Regions from separate parts of the Homo sapiens genome. Here region 2 is linked to region 1. Evidence: read pairs that join two places in POLR2A ChIA-PET (ENCODE). Cell type or tissue: Panc1. All regions are shown on one strand.

Region 1 (8,000 bases):
AGCAGTTCATTTGGGACATACCTGTGTTTGAAGCCGAGATAATCAAGGTAAAAACCTGGATTCTGTAGTCCAAATATCTTGACAGACATTACTCTGCATTCTGTTGCTTCATAATGTTGGGGGAATAATCCTGTGCTTGGAGCTGGGCAATTGCAAAAATGTAGCTGACATTTATTGAGCTTAGCTATGTGACATGTATTGTACTGAAGGATTTAATGTAGGACCTCGTTTTGCCACCAAGACAACCCTCTGAAGTAAGTACTACTATCCACATTTTATGCAAAGGAAGCTAACTCTCAGATTACATAGCTTGCTGCAGTGACTTAATAGAGCATGAGATGTAAATAGGTATTTGCATTCACGACTATCTAAATCCAAAGTCCATTCTATCAATCACTTTTCTACACTGACCTTCTGGCTATATGGTAGGTACTCAGTGATCAAATGGGTTATTGAATAAAGGACGTTGTCTTTGACACACATTACCTCATGACTTTTGGGTGAATTTTTCCCCCTGGGTTTTATATTCCTATCTTTAGAATTCAAATATTAGATTAGAAACCTCTAAATCTCCTTCCCCCTGTGCCTGTGTTTCTAAGATTTAAAACCTTTGTTATCTGAGAAATTTCAAGAGCATAAAAACCCTCCAATTAATTCTCATCTTGGAGACCTCATATAAAACATAAAACATGCTTCATTGTCCTGGATCGTCTCTGTTTTGGTTAATCTAATACTTCATTTAAGTTATGTACTTATTTTCATCTCTTTTTCCTAAGGATTTGAGAATTTAAAAATTAGAAAGAAACTGAAAAAACAGAGTAAGGCAGAAAACTAAAATGAGATGACAGTAAAGTCAGTAATATAGACATAGGAAGACTCAACATAGTTAGAAAAGGTGGGTTACCTCTCTAGCTGTGGGCTTCTCAATGATCAGTGTTTCTAATAGAAGAAGAGTGGCTCTGTGGAAGCTTCCTCATTGCATAGGCATGGAGGCAATTTACCACAGAGGAATGACTGGAGCTAGGCAGTGAGCCTGGGCTTGATGCTACCCAGTGGGCAGATAACCGCCTTGGAGTCAGAGCCATCTCCCTGCCAGACAGAGACCTGGTTGGGCTGGAATAAACAACAGAAGACCTAGGGTTTAAGGAGGCTTGGGAAGCCTCTTCCCTGTGGTTTCAGCATATGAAGCTGTCAGTCAGAGACCCACAGATGCGTCTTTGGGTGTGTTACAGGCAGTGATGGCAGCAGGGTTGCTGTAGGAGGTGGCGTAATGGCTACTGAAGGTAAAAGCTGAGATTGCTAATCTGAAATCAAGTCGTTGATCCACAGAAGCTGACTAAGGATTGGAACCAAAAGAGGGATGTGGAATCTGGAAAGAATGCAGAATAAAAGCAAGAGAGCCACAGACAGACTACAGATGGCAAGCTACACAACTCCAGAGTCAGAATGTGCCAGGTAGCTACAGATGAAAGGTTAAATATCTCCACAGGTTGCTACTCTATGTTCACCTTATCTTATGTAAAGTGCTGATTTACTGAGCCTGAGACAAATACATGATTGATGATTCTCCTAGCTGCTCCTTTTCACTTGTAATGTGGATTCAGTAATGTTACCATACCCTCCCTCTTTCCCCTCCAGCCCTCTTTTCCCCTTTAAATATTGGAGCCTTCAAAACCATCCTTAGAGAAAGGAACAGACCTGTCTCCTGGTCATGTCATTTACCTTGGCAAAATAAACTTCTGAATTGATTGAGACCTGTCTCAGATACTCTTTGGTGGACAGGGCCATGCTGGGTATTTTTAAGGAGCTGAAACAGAGTGAACAGTAGACAGGACTGGTGATGCATCTACTCTTGATGCATCCAGTAGCCTCTCTAGGGCCCAAGGCAAGAGGTCCTGTTCAGGGCTGCCTCCAAGCCAGTTCTCCTTCTGTGTGGGCCTCACCATTTCCAAATGACTTCACCAGAGGTCTTGGCAAAAGGTTTAGAGTTCAAAATGGAGATTAAAACTCCCTCAGAGATTGGGGCATGAATGAATAGGAAGGGAACCACCTTTGCTTTCAGGATATGGCCTCTTTGGGAGGGTGTTCCTACTCACTGGTGGAAGCACCACAACCTGCCTCTCTGCATGGCCACAGGCACGTCTGTTAACTCTGCTGACCTTTCCTTATAAATGCCAGCATTCAAGGTTCCCGCTTGATGTGAAGACTGGCCGAAGTCATGGTATCAATCAAATTGCAGTGGGATGAAGCTGGCTCCTCTGCACCATGGTGTGTAAACTTGCCCTCTTTTGTCCAGATGCAAAACCACCACAGTCTCCTCACAGCCGTATTTCCATTGCAGGCCCTCAGAGAGCAGTAACTCATTTAAAATTGAGTCGGTGTTGGCCAGAGTCCTGCATGGAACAGCTCGTAAATCTGCATAATCTTTCTTTCTCTTTCACTCATACTCTGTCATTGGCAATACTTTGTAAACTGGAAAGCACTAGTAAACATCAATTAATATTATTTACTCATTCATTCAACAAACTGGCACATTCTACGTGCCAGTTGCCGGATGATACAGGTATGAGTAAGACCTAGCCACAGTTCTCAAGATTCTGGAGGGTTGGGGAGAGAGACCATAGATGTTCATCATCACAGACAAAACCATGTGAAAGCAAACCAAGAGGCTGAAGGAAGCCCTGACACTGGGCCCTGCCTTGGGGGTCAGTTCTGGATGGAGGATTTTTAAGAAGGGGGATCAGAGAAGGAGATTCGTGAACTAAGTGTTGAAAACAGGGTCCCAGGTGGTTAGGGAGAAGGAACAGCAGGAGCAACAGTCCCGATGCAGGAGAAAGCCTGTTGTGGGTGAGGGAGAATTAAGTAGGTCAACATATCTCAGTTTATTGCAGCACAGAAAAAAAAAAATTAGGATGATTACTAGCTGAGGACAGCAGCAGGCTACGATGGTTCACAAAGGGAGGTGGACTACTTGAAACAGACAATGGATACTCAATTGTTTTCAACAGGGAGGTTATCTTTATTTATTTTTATTCTATTGCTTTATTATTATTTGTTGTTATTATTTCAGAAAGAACCCTGGCCATATCAGAGGGTCATCCCCTCTTAATGAGAATGTGACTGGCCTATAGAATTAATAAAAAAAAAAAAACTGGATGGAAACTACCCCTCCATGTAGTGACTCAGCCCTCCTTGATGTGAAGGCCAGGTGATTTGGGATTCCAGGCAGGAATGAGGCCGTGAGGCAGCACAGAGCATGGAGGGCGGTGGGGGGATGGAGGCAGGCAGCTAAGCGGCTTTTGTAAGGGCCTGAGCCCCTGACTGCTAGGCAGGCACCATATGCTCAAGGAGGTTCATTGGTTTTCATCTGTTACCAGGGACTCCATTCACTGGTTCCCCACCCACGGGAGCACCCACTGGATGGTGCATGGCAGACACCCACAAGGAAGACAGCACTGGCCTCACTGTAGGGCCGTGTGGTCTAAGGCAGACATCCTTACCGGCTGCACGTGAGGGTCATCCAGAGAGCTCTTAAAGCAGTGATGACTGAGCCCCACTCTAGACCAATTAAAGTAGAATCCCACTGGAAGCCATCTGTCCTTCCTCCCTGAAGGGCCAGGTTGGAGAGGAGGGTGTGCTCAAGGCCCTTTGGGACAGGGAGATGATGTGGAGATGAAGGGGCTCTGCTGCAGGAGGTGGCATGTGAGGGGCCTGGGTAGAGACTGTGGTGACTGACACTTTAGCCACTGGCTGAACAAAGGGCTCTAGTGGAAAGGCGCTGCTGGCCTGGGTCTAACTCCTGGACCTGTCCTGGTGACTTAGGTTTTTGTTTAACATCTCCATTTTTGAGCATCTTCAAACATAAACTACCACAAACTGGAGGGCTTAAGCAACAGACACTATCATCTTGCAGTTCTAGAGGCCAGAAGTTCAAGATCAAGGGTTTATAGGGCTGATCCCTTCTGGAGGTATAAGGGAGACCCTGTTCCTAGCCTCTCCCCCAGCTCCTGGGGGATTGTGGGCCACATCTGGCGTTCCTTGGCTTGTAGACTCCTCACTCCAATCTGATCTCTCCATTCATCTTCACACAGCGTTCTCACTGTGCGCCTGGCTCTGTGGTCAAATTTCCCCTTTATGTAAGGACATCAGTTATGTTGGATCAGGGCCCACCCTAATGACCTCATTTTGATTTGATTACCTCTGTAAAGATTCTAGCTCCAAATAAGGTCACATTACAAGGAACTGGGGGTGAGAACTTCAACATATGAATTTTGGGGGGGTGGGACCAAAATAAAAACCAATATTATTTCTACCCATTTTTTGCCATTAGGTGATAGAGTCTGCATAATATTATCTTATTAATCCTCCCCCAAACACTGTGTAATGTAGAGTATTAATCTTATTTTAGAAATGAAGAAACAAAGCTGCAAAGAAATGCAGTATCTGGCCTGGGATCACAAACAGAAAGCCGATGGTAGAGGCTTTTCGAAGGCAGGTTTGCCTATGTGTGATCCATTATGTTCCCATAGGATGGAGCAAGTCTGATTGAGCCCCACAAGCCCTTTCAGGCTTCTGAGGTCTGTATTTTTCTGTATGGGAAAGAATCAAGGCTGATTTGGCATTGCCATTGTCAAGAAGATGCAACTCGGCAGGACTCATGGAAAGGTATGCACGTATTGAATCAGTAACAGGATCCTGAAGTGCCAGCTGTCTTTCTTTATTCATAGCTTTTCATAGCTGGAGGTATAGTGCAGGAGGAGGAGGAGGAGGTAAGAGGAGGACAGGAGATTGTGTAATTCTTACAGGAAGAAAGCCAAAAGAAAAGGAAAAATGCAAGCCGTGTCGGCACACAGGCGACTGTACAGAAATAAGATGAGTGTTCAGCTGTGTCCTGAAATGGTCATGGAGCACTGGGCTAGAGGAAATGTTGCCTTTTGCAGTTTTGCTGGAGGCATAATCTAGACTTCATAAATTATCAGCCAGTCTGCTCTGCTCAGCTCAGCTTTGTTCAGAAAACATGTACTGAGAAGCTGTTTTAAGCTCCACATTCACATAGACCATGCTTTGCAGAAGCTCGGAGTCCATAGGGGCTGCAGACCCACAAAGGGATCACCATGGTACAATGTGCAGAAAAAAGCAGAGGCAAGTAAGGCAAAGCTGAGGGGAGGCTACCAAGCAAGCCTGGGCTGGGGGAGGAATCAAGGAGGACTTCTTGAAGGAGGTGATGGCTGAATCTTCAGAGATGAGCAGGCAGTAGCAGGGTAGAGGTGAGAAAGGCAATGGTACTAACAAAGGCACTCATGTGGAATAGCATGTGTGGTGACCAGTGTGCATGGGTATTTTAATTTGGGCTAAATGTGCCTCTTGTGATGAGATGAATAATGCCAAGCTTCTTTTGCAGGCTGAAGTCGGCACACCTGCCTAGCCTCCTTCATTAGCATCTCATGGGGACTGGAATATATGGTTCCTTCACCATTGTAATTGTGCCTTGGCTCAGTAAGCTTTCAGTTGCCAAAAAAATACTTAGCGGAATATGAATCAGAAAAATCAAAGCACTTTAAGAAAAGGATTAATTATTAACAGCGTTATCTATTAAAGCTTAGCACTTAGAAAAGAGCTACAAATTGGTTCTGAATATGGCAGTGTAGAGATTCTGGACATACTTATATGGGTCTTGTGCCATAACATCTTGCAAAGTGTTTAGCTGACCCAGGTAATTCAAGAAGAAGTTCATATAACCCCTGCTATTAAAATTCTTCCATTACTTTCTTTGAGAACACCCAAAGATTAGCCAAACATTAGGGAACATATCCTGCTGTGGCAAAGCTTTGTGTACTGTGTCTTCCTGCTGATCAAGTGATGCTTCGTTTGTAAAAGTAACAAGGGGCAGAAATTCAGAAAAAGAGATTTTGTTCATATAAATAACCTCCCTTCCACTGCGTTATGCTAACAGACGTATCACATGAAACAATCATATCACAGAGATACATTTTTCCTTGCAACAAAAACCTGTTTTCTTTGTAATGTTAATCCTAATGTGGTTTTTAGAAGAAAATTAAATATTGATGAACTTGTGGATAGTACTGTGTCTTAATTCATTATAGTACTGTTAAAGAAACCGATGATTATTCTTTCAGAAATACTTTTATGCCTGTAAACACTTTGACTTCTATTCAAACAAAAGTTCTTATTGTTAAATTATCCATCTGAAGTGGAACCCATTTTTAAAGGGAGGTGTTTTAAAAATGGAATCCTTCTTTGTACTCTTTTTAGTTTTATAATGCATGGATTTCTATTGTTTAAAATTATGCTTGTGTGTCATTCAAGAAAATCAGGAGCCTCTTTAAGTATTTAGAACAGGAGGAATTTAATCCAATGAATTAGCTTCAGTGGTGATAGAAGATCAGAAAAACCAAACAGAGTAGGACAAAGCAACTCAGAGATTAGCACAAAAAAAAAAAAATAGGGAGCCAGGTCCATCCCAAACTGAACAGCAAAGGGACAAGGCTGTGCTTTCCAGGTCAAGGGGCAGGGGTTGGAAAGGCTGAAGGGAAGAGGGAAAAGGAAAACAACCCAGACTTTTTCTTTCTTGCCCTTTCCTAGCTCTCCTCCAAGACACTATGGCCAACTGAAGCCCAAAGCCAGCTGAGAGGGGAGTCTGGGAACTGCAGGGTGCATCATCAACCCAGTGAAATGCAGACCAGAGCAGAGGAAGGCCAGGATCTGCACAGCTCATTCGCTTTTTATGGACTTACTTTCCAAGGAAGAAGGTGTGAAACTGTATAACCCCATCTCTGATAAAGATTGATGAAGGGAGAGAGAGGAGGAGAGAGGCAAGTGTTCCAGGCAGAGAAATAGAGACACGACCCTGAACTGGAGCATTGACTTCCTTCTCTCCCTTTCTCCTTCCTTCCCTCCCTTCCCCTCTTCCCCACTCCAGTTCTTCCTCCCTTCTGTCCTACATTCCTCCCTTCCTGTCTTTTTCTCTACACCCTGGAGTCTGGAGTCTGTGTGATGTGTTTCTGTTGTTGTTATTTTCTTCTGACTCTTCCGGTTTTCCTCCATGCCTTCCTTAAATTACTCCCAGGCCCTGCCTCGTGTCTTATGGGTCCCTCCCTGAGAAGTATATTGGCTGGGGAAAAGCTCTGAGGGAGCAGAGCATGCATTAGACACAGAAGGGTTGGCTTCTCCCATCTTCTTGTCCTTTGACTTTTGCATATGTGGCCCTCCCCATCTCATCAGCTGCTAGCCTGGAGCTCCGGAGGGTGGAGTCTCCTCCATGCCTTGCAGGGTGCTGCGTGCAGCAGGTGCTCAAGGCTGCGGAGTCAGGATTTGAAGCTGAGCTCCAGTATGAGACACTGGGGAAGGTCTTAATTCCCAAATTCCATTTTCCCATCAGAATAATGGAATGGGGTTTTCAAATATCAACTCTGCACAGTTTTTATGGGAAGAACCCATTGTTATTGCAGTCCATGAGGCATGTGCCTGGAGCAATGTAAGTTTTGATTTTTCCTTTTTTTTAATACATGATTCCTGCCTGGATTACTGAAGCAGCCTCCTAAGGGCCTCCCTGCTTTGACTCTCAGCTCCCACTGTGTCTCTCAACATACCAGCCAGAGTGATCTTTTCACACCGCAAGTTGGGATCTCCATGCCGCATCTTGCTCCCAGCCTCACCATGGCACGCGTTCCACCTGGGATGAACACTAAACTCATTCCAGAAGCCTTCAAAGCTCTGTGTGGTCCAGTTTTTTCCATTTTGACTCTTCCCTTTGTGTCTTGTTTACTCTTCCCCAATGTGGCTCACCCCTGCCTTTGGGCCTTCCCATTTACTGTCTAGAGACTCTGCCCCACTGCCCATATGGTGAACCCCTCATGACCTGCAAGCCCTGAGGCCTCCTCTGACACCTCCATTAAAATTGCAGCTCTGCCAGGTGTGATGGCTCACACCTGTAATCCCAGCACTTTGGGAGGCCGAGGTGGGTGGATCACGAGGACAAG
Region 2 (8,000 bases), 96 kb after region 1:
GGGCTCATTTGGAACCCAGGCTTGTTCCAACCTTTTCCATACACTGTACTATTAATTGAAAATAAATGATCATCTGCATATCCACAACCTTAGGATACAACATAACAGACCCCATTTGTTAGAATAAAGGATTGAGCTGTATGTGGTGGAGAAATTGCTTGTGGTGGCCTTTGTCTTTTCAAGATGGCACAGGTTCTATCTGTAATGAGTTGGGCAAAGTGAAAGTCAGTGGGTCTAAGTATGCTGTCTCCTGCTTCTACTATACTCCTGGAGCATCATTGATTGGGCCACCTTTGTCTCACCTATAGATGTCCAACTCATAGCCTTGGAAGTCCTATGCTTGTAAATAACAGCTGAAGAAAAATCAAGGTGGCAAGAACTGTTCAGATTTTTGTGGTCCTTACAATGTAATCAAGTGGCAAGGATAGCTTTCTCCCATATATGCTTCTACGGGGGCAGTTATTGCCCTGGACTCTATGCTGTCTATTCAGTCTCCACCCATGGAATCTTCTCAGCCAGACTATATGTTTCCTTAGCCTTTTACTGAAAACCTTCCTTATGGAAGACTCTCTGCTGTGCTGGTGTATCGAAATGTGAAGCAATTGTTGGTCTCTACAAATCTTTGCATTCTGAGTCTCAAGTAGTACACATGATAGGCCCTCATTAAATCGAGTGATGAGTGAATGAATGAACACTTGCAAGCCTTCTCCAGGCTGTTGATTCATTACTTTTATACATCTCTTGTTTGTAAGATCTAAATGCGTATTTTAAAGAATCTGTGGAAAGTACCCAGATCTAAAGACCTTTAGTAATTGCTCTTTGAAACGTTGCATAAGATCCTGCCCTCAGAAAGGCTGCATGCTTAGTTTAGTAATCTCTTATCACCACTTTGAAATTCTAAGTAGTTTTTGAACCAGGATTCCCACATGTGCACTGGATCTCACAAAGTACATAGTTGGTCCTATCTATCTTCCTGCTCAGAAAGTCTCAAAATACTAGAGAATTGTTTCAATATTACTTTCACAAAATGGCATGTTAATGGACTAAATGTGCCGGAATCAGAAACTTGTTAAATTTGACTCTGCCTGAGCTTAAACAAAACTTAGATTACAGAGGAAACTGTGTAAATATGCTTGAAGTTAACCTGACCAGAAAATATTTGACAGAATTTTAGAAGTTAGCTATGAAGAAGTTGTTTGATTTCTCTTCATTATTTAGCTTTAGATACTGAATATCTTACCTGATATGGTCTGGCTGTGTGCCTACCCAAATCTCATCTTGAATTGCAGTTCCCATAATCCCCACGTGTCCTGGGAGGGACCAGGTGGGAGGTAATTTAATCATGGGGATGGTTACCCCCATGCTGTTTCCATGATAGCGAGTGAGTTCTCAAAATATCTGATGGTTTTATAAAGGGCTTTTCTCCCTTTGGCTGGGCATTTCTCCTGCCTGCCATCAGTGAGAAAGGACATGTTGCTTCCCCTTTGCATCATGATTGTAAGTTTCCTGTGGCCTCCCCAGCAATACTGAACTGTGAATCAATTAAGCATCTTTCCTTTATAAATGACTAGTATTGAGTATGTCTTTATTAGCAGCATGAGAAGGAACTAGTACATTACCCAAACTAGTTTCATCTTTTAAGTGAGTGCGTCCCTTGCCCTCAGCAGATGTTTGCTTAAAACTAAACCAGTACCTTCCACACTGTAATTTTTTTAACTGCTAAAGTCCAGGTAGCATTAACCAATTTATGCATTCTGCCCAAAGAGCAGGAGAATGAAGAGTGGGTCCTGAGAACTGGAGGTTCCTTCAGTGCAGGGAATGTTTCTGGGAGTCTGAGCTCCAGCCTGCAATGGTATGTAGAATGGAAAGTTGTCATTAGTTTCCTTTGTCATGTCCCATTTTGTTCAGAGGCCTTTATAGCAACAACCAGTGAATTTATTGGTGTCTGAGGCCCTAATCTCTGACAAGTGAGGCTGCAATATGGAACTGCAGATTGACAGCCAAAGAGAAGCTGGCATGTGGTAAGAGAGGGGCCTATCTATCCTTTTTGGTGATGGGACTGAAAACTCAAAAATATGAAGTCCTCCCTACCATGGCACCCTCCATGATATGTTTAATCCCATAGCTTAATATATTATTTTTCATATGTTTCTCTGTAGCCCTGCCATTTGAGAGATCTGTAAATAAAATTGCTGATGGTGAAGGACTGTGTCCCTTAAAGAAAGGAAAAAGGAACTCATATATTTGTTAAGTATCTAAAAGTACTTATATTTTTGCATTTATATAATCCAGAAATCCCATGAGAAAAGCATTATTATGATCATTTTATAGATAAATTAACTGTCCTTATGAGATGCTAAATAACACAGTTAGTAAACCATGGAATTAGTGTTTAAATATAGCTAACCCATTCCCAACACCTTACTCTTCCCATACCACGGGCTGAGAAAAAGTGAGGAAAATTCAGTTCTGGGGTGACTTCAAGTGAAGTGGTTTTCATAAGAAAGTCTACTCCTTCTGAGAGTTTAAGACCAAGGACCAGGATCCAGTCTGCCTGATGCACTTTATTATCCCCAGGAGGTTGCTTTGCTCCCCCGGGCCTTCATGTTCTCATTTCGCCAGTGCAAATAGCAACACCTTTCCTGCCCACTGTACTAGGTTGTTTTGAATTACAGGGAATGCATTTCAGGTAGAAGTAAATGCCAGTGTGATTGCGTGGTTATTGTTGCTGATGTCATTTGTTTTTGCAGAGAACTGAATAGGTTTATTCTGGAGGTGATAATTGGGAAGGTCTGTCCCCATGCTGCCAGGCACCATGGCCAGCCGAGCAGAATGCTTTGACTTGAGAATTTCATGAGCAAGGCGGAATAAGCCACTCAGCTTCTGTACAAGCAAAGCCAGGCAACAGCATTAATTAATGTGGATGAGAAGAGACAGGCCCTTGTTTGTAATTAGGAGACTCTGTGGACCTTGTTTTCTTCTCCAGTCTCTCTTAAACATGGTGAGAGCTGTGGCTTCCATGGGGTGAGTAGTTGCCCACCTCTCCACCTCCCTCTCCTCAGCCAGCTGATTTCCAGCCCTGGGATCTGGGGTACAGGAAGATCAGGTTTACATCCTAATCCTAGGAAACTTCGCCTCAGCTCACTCGGTTCATTTCAACCAAAAGGTGAAAGGAAACTGAGAGTTAGCTGATGCCAAAAAAGGCAATCAGACCAACACAAGCCAGAACCGAATTATGTCACTCTGGGCTTTCTGCACCGTTGCCACCATTAACACCTGGAAGGCCTTTGATTGTCACATTAGCAAAACATGCCATAAAGCATGAGCTTCCCTTCTTCCCACAGAAACCCTGGCCCCTTTGCAAGGGGGGGAGGTGGGGCAGTGTCACAAAGGTGGCTTTCAGCCCTAGAAGGCTTTCTTGATTAGGCCTCTGAGGGGAGACTTCCACGAAGTCTTCTCACAGGAATTTGCAGCCAGTTACAGCACTGATTTCCAGCAGCTTCTAGATGAAGGACTCTTGGAACCTCTGAGCCCAGAAGGACAGTGGAGATTGGTTGCTCAAATCACCTTATTTTATAGAGATGAAAATTGATGTCTCAGGTGAAAAATTTAATTTTCAACATGAATTTTTCTGACCACCGTGTGTCAAATAGGATGCAAAATGTTGAGGATACAATGATCTCTAACTTCATCTCATTCAGAAGTGGAGACTGTCTATCACGTGCAAGATGCAGGGAACGTTTACTAACTACCACCGAATACAGCAGAGCTGTGAATATAACGACAGCCACAGGTTCCTTGTCAGGAAGTGCAAAATAGGATCACACACACACACACACACACACACAATGTCTCTACAAATAACTAAGGTAGCCAAATAATAAAATATCTACCTTTCAAAATAGCTACACATTTAACATTCAATCATGTGTAAAGTATGTTAATTTTTCTCTGCTCATTTCCTGATGCAAGTTTATTTGAACTCATCCTGTCTCCTCAGTATCATGTCTTCCTTGTCAATCAAAGCGCTCTTTGAGTCACCTAGTGCGCCTAATCTTTATTTAGGTTTGAGAGGCAGATCTTCTTGAATCTTTATAAAAGGTTGTCACTGGAAGTTTTTTCCCAAGTCACAAGTTTCTATTTACTATTCATGATCTTTGCAACATACATCTCTTACCCAATTGCGTTCCTAAAGTGGTTTTGATATCCTTGTTTGTGACAACGTGCAAGAAATGAACTTGGGAGGTCATCACCAACTCCCAATCCCCAGAGAAATAATTACACCTAAATTACATTTCTTTGCCCCCTTTGTTAATAATCCCGTTAAGAGACTTCTATGGAGATCCAATACCAATGTTTACTGAGGTTGCTTCATGTTAATGTCTCTTCTCCAAATACTAATCTGATTTGAAAAGTAAAATATTTGGGAAAGTCCTCTATAGTAGATTTTATATAGAACTAGATATGTTGCAATTCCTTATTCTCAAAATGATGTGTAGTTTTGGGGAAGACAGTTTTCCTTTTAATCTGACCTTTATGGCATAAGTGGAAGGGTAATACAGTAGTCCCTCCATTTCCGTGGGGAATATGTTCTATGGAATATGTTCTAAGACCCCCACTGGATGCCTGAAACTGCAAATGGTACTGAACCCTATACATACTACACTTTTTTCTGTACATACATACCTATGATAAAGTTTAGCTCATAAATTAGGCACAGTAAGAGATTAACAACAATAATAAAATAGAACCTTGATCACAATATGCCAGTTTCACTATTGTTGCACTCTGAGGCCATTATTAAGCGAAACAAGGTTTCCTGCACACAAGTACTGCAATACCAGGACAGTGATTCTGAGAGCTGGGATGGCTACTGAGTGACTCACAGGCCGGGAGCATACGCAGTGTGGATACATTGGACAGAGGGATGAATCAAGTGCTGGGCAGGAGAGAGCAAGGCAGCACAAGGTTTCATCATGCTACTCACAATGGCACACAATTTACAACATGATTTCTTTCTGAGATTTTCCATTTAATGTTTCCAGACTGCAGTTAACCATAGGTAACTGAAAAGTGAAACTGGAAAGTGAAACTGTGGTTAAGGAGGAAGGAGGAAGTACTGTGTGGAAGAGAGTGTGAATGACTTTTTCTAGAAGAAAGGGGATGAGTTAAGAAACTTTCCAAGGAGGAAGTGATACTAGAGGGTGAGTTAGAAGGACCATAGGTCATGGTGTTAAGCAAGTGAAGTTGGAAGCACCCCTCATATAAAGGTACTATGGGGAAATGTTAAGAACCATGGAATATCTGAGATTTTCTTTTCTTTGCAACCAGGCAAGTTAGCTATTGCAGGTTCATGAGTGCCGGCAGAAGAAATGAGACTCCTGGACCAGAGACAAAGGACCATTGTTTACAACACAGACAGCAGCATAAACTTCATGGTTGCATTGGTTCGCCTTGTTCCAACTTCTAATGGAGGCAACACAAAAGTGGACTCAGGTGAATGCTGCATGCACAGGTGTGCATCACAAATGAGGAACTCCAATCTCATGAACTCAAATCTTTTATACTAGATTGCAAGCAAACTTGTGGGAATTTTTTCCCAGAAGGAAGACATTATCTTTCTTTTACCTGGCACTTAACAAACTTACCCTCTACTCTGGAGGATGATGCTATCTATATCTTCCAAGGCTTCTTGCTATACAAACATCCTTGAAAATATAGTTATCTTTTAGTGCTTCTGCTTGCAATACCTTCAGAAATGGGAAAACCCAATGGAGAATTGACTCCCAATAGGAAAAGCAAATATACTTGAAATGACTTACTTGAGGTCACAAAGCCAACCAGGTCTACTCACAGGCTACACAGTGCACATACACTCTACTCCCGGCCTTTCCTGCTGACATCATTCTTCTGTGGGATGATTGGGTCCTCTAGATAGCATGCAAGCCCGAGGAGGCACACAATGAGGGAAGAGCCCATGCAGCAGGCAGACTTCTAAAGTGACCCCCAATGGCCCACATCCTTGTACAATACTTACCCCTTGAGTGTAGGAGCAATAGGAAGGGTATCTCTTCTGTAACTAGATCAGTTATACATCAAAGGTGAAAAGATTTTGAAAATGTAATTAAGGGCCCTAATTAATTGACTTTGAGGTAGTCTAAGAGAGATTATCCTGAGTGAGTCTGATATAATCAGGCGAGCCATTTAAAACAGGTGCCTTGTTGTGGAAAGAGCCACATGACAGAGAATGACAGGTGTCTTCTAGAACCTCAGGAGTTCTGTCTCACAACTACAAGGAGTTGAATTCTGCAAACTAACAGTGAGCTTGGAAGAAAATGCCAAGCCTCAGATGAGTTCACAGTCCTAGTAGACACCTTGATTGTCTGAGCAGAGAACCTAGTTACGCTGTACCTGGACTTCTGACTCACGGAAGCTGTAAGATAAGAAATCTGTGTTGTTTTAAGTTACCAAATCTGTGTACATTTGTTATATACAACTAATGCACCCCAAGACTGACTTCTAGTTGTTGTATATTTCTTAACTATGCTTCTATAAGATAGCAGAATGAAGACACACGTATTTATTGAGCACTATTACTTGTTTTTATTCATCTTTCTTAAATATGTGCATAGCTCATATTAATTTCAATGTTTAATATTAGAAGTGTTTTGCTCTTTATTTAGAAGTTTGATGATGTTTTTGTGATTAGAAATATGCTGCAGGAACTTAAGTCCTATTTATATCAATTAGCCTGTGGTAAAGTTGGTTTCATTATACATCATTTAGCTTGAAGTCCAGTTTTCAAGAACCTACTAGATCTGACTTTTAGAACTATATTAATATTTTGCATACGCAAATATAATTAATAAGAACGGAAGAAAAAAACTCCACATGGAATGCGAACAGAAACAAAGTAACCAAACTGCATTTCAAGTTAATAACACAACCGCACTAAAGGAAAAAAGAAAAAAAGAAATGTCACTTTTGAGAACATGTTTCTCTAGTTAATAAGTCCTCTGCATTAGAAGTTGGCAAATCTTCTTTCTAAAGGGTCAAATAGTTAATATTTCTAGCTCTGTGAGCTATATGATCTCTATTCCAAATATTCCGCCTTTGGATCCAGAAATCAGCTATAGATAATATGTAAATGGATGGGGGAGTGGCACTGTGTTCCAATCCAACTTTATGCATGACATTGAAATTTGAATTTCATATAAGTTCCGTATGCCACAAAATTTTATTCTTCTTTGGGTTTTTTTTTCAACCATTTAAAAATGTAAAAGTTATTCTTAGCTCATGGGCAATATAAAAACAGGGATGTACCAGATTAGGCCTGTGAACCACTGTTTGCTGACCTTGCATTCATCAGTGATTGAACAAGTCTAAATTCAGCTGTTTACTGTCTCCAATGTATATTTTATTTTTTGATATCATATTGTAGTTTAATTACATTTTCTCCGTAACTCTGCCAGCTCCTTTAAAACCTTATTTTCCACTTGACCAACACAAATTCTGTCTTACTTCATAGCAACAATATTTTTTTATATACTGAGAACACAAAGCAGATGCATTCTACTTTTTTTCTGCCATTTGTAGTGAATTATTTTGCTTTTCTCTGAATCTTTATTGCTATGTCTCACCTTGTCATGTGTCAGAATGTTTTCATACAGCCCATGTTGTTGTTTTCTGTTGTTCTTTTCTAGTTTTTTCTTATATGAGATAAGACGTATATATCTCTGCTGTTTGCCAACAGATAGGGAGTGTGTATTCACTTTGATCTTTTTATCATTCATCTGGGTGCCACCTTAATGTCCCCTCACATCTTAAACTATGCAATAAGCATGGTCCCTAGCCAAATGTCTAGTGTGTGGTAGACCTTTATCTTGCACTGCTTTGTGGGAAGGTGGATATTTTTTCTCATTCCTTCAATATGGTTTTTTAACCATCAGAAATTTTTTGTCCTCCCATCCTAGCTTCTGTATATTTGAAACAATCTGTAC

What was found. Peaks named below come from ENCODE experiments on the same cell type or tissue, not always from the same donor. Only the 100,000 strongest peaks of a DNase experiment are listed, where the experiment ranks them.
Region 2: POLR2A ChIA-PET joins it to region 1 with 16 read pairs; 2 of 35 experiments call an interaction of 5 or more read pairs at or near these places.

Annotation. Positions count from the first base shown.
Region 1 is chr2:12,681,459-12,689,458 of GRCh38, reverse strand. No RefSeq gene overlaps it. Among named protein-coding and RNA genes, the nearest start is that of TRIB2, 31 kb to the left of the region's middle. In Panc1, no CTCF peak of the experiment used is centred here; no DNase peak of the experiment used is centred here; H3K4me3 peaks cover 491 bases; H3K27ac peaks cover 228 bases.
Region 2 is chr2:12,585,339-12,593,338 of GRCh38, reverse strand. No RefSeq gene overlaps it. Among named protein-coding and RNA genes, the nearest start is that of TRIB2, 130 kb to the left of the region's middle. In Panc1, no CTCF peak of the experiment used is centred here; a DNase peak (open chromatin) is centred at 4,908; H3K4me3 peaks cover 259 bases; H3K27ac peaks cover 928 bases.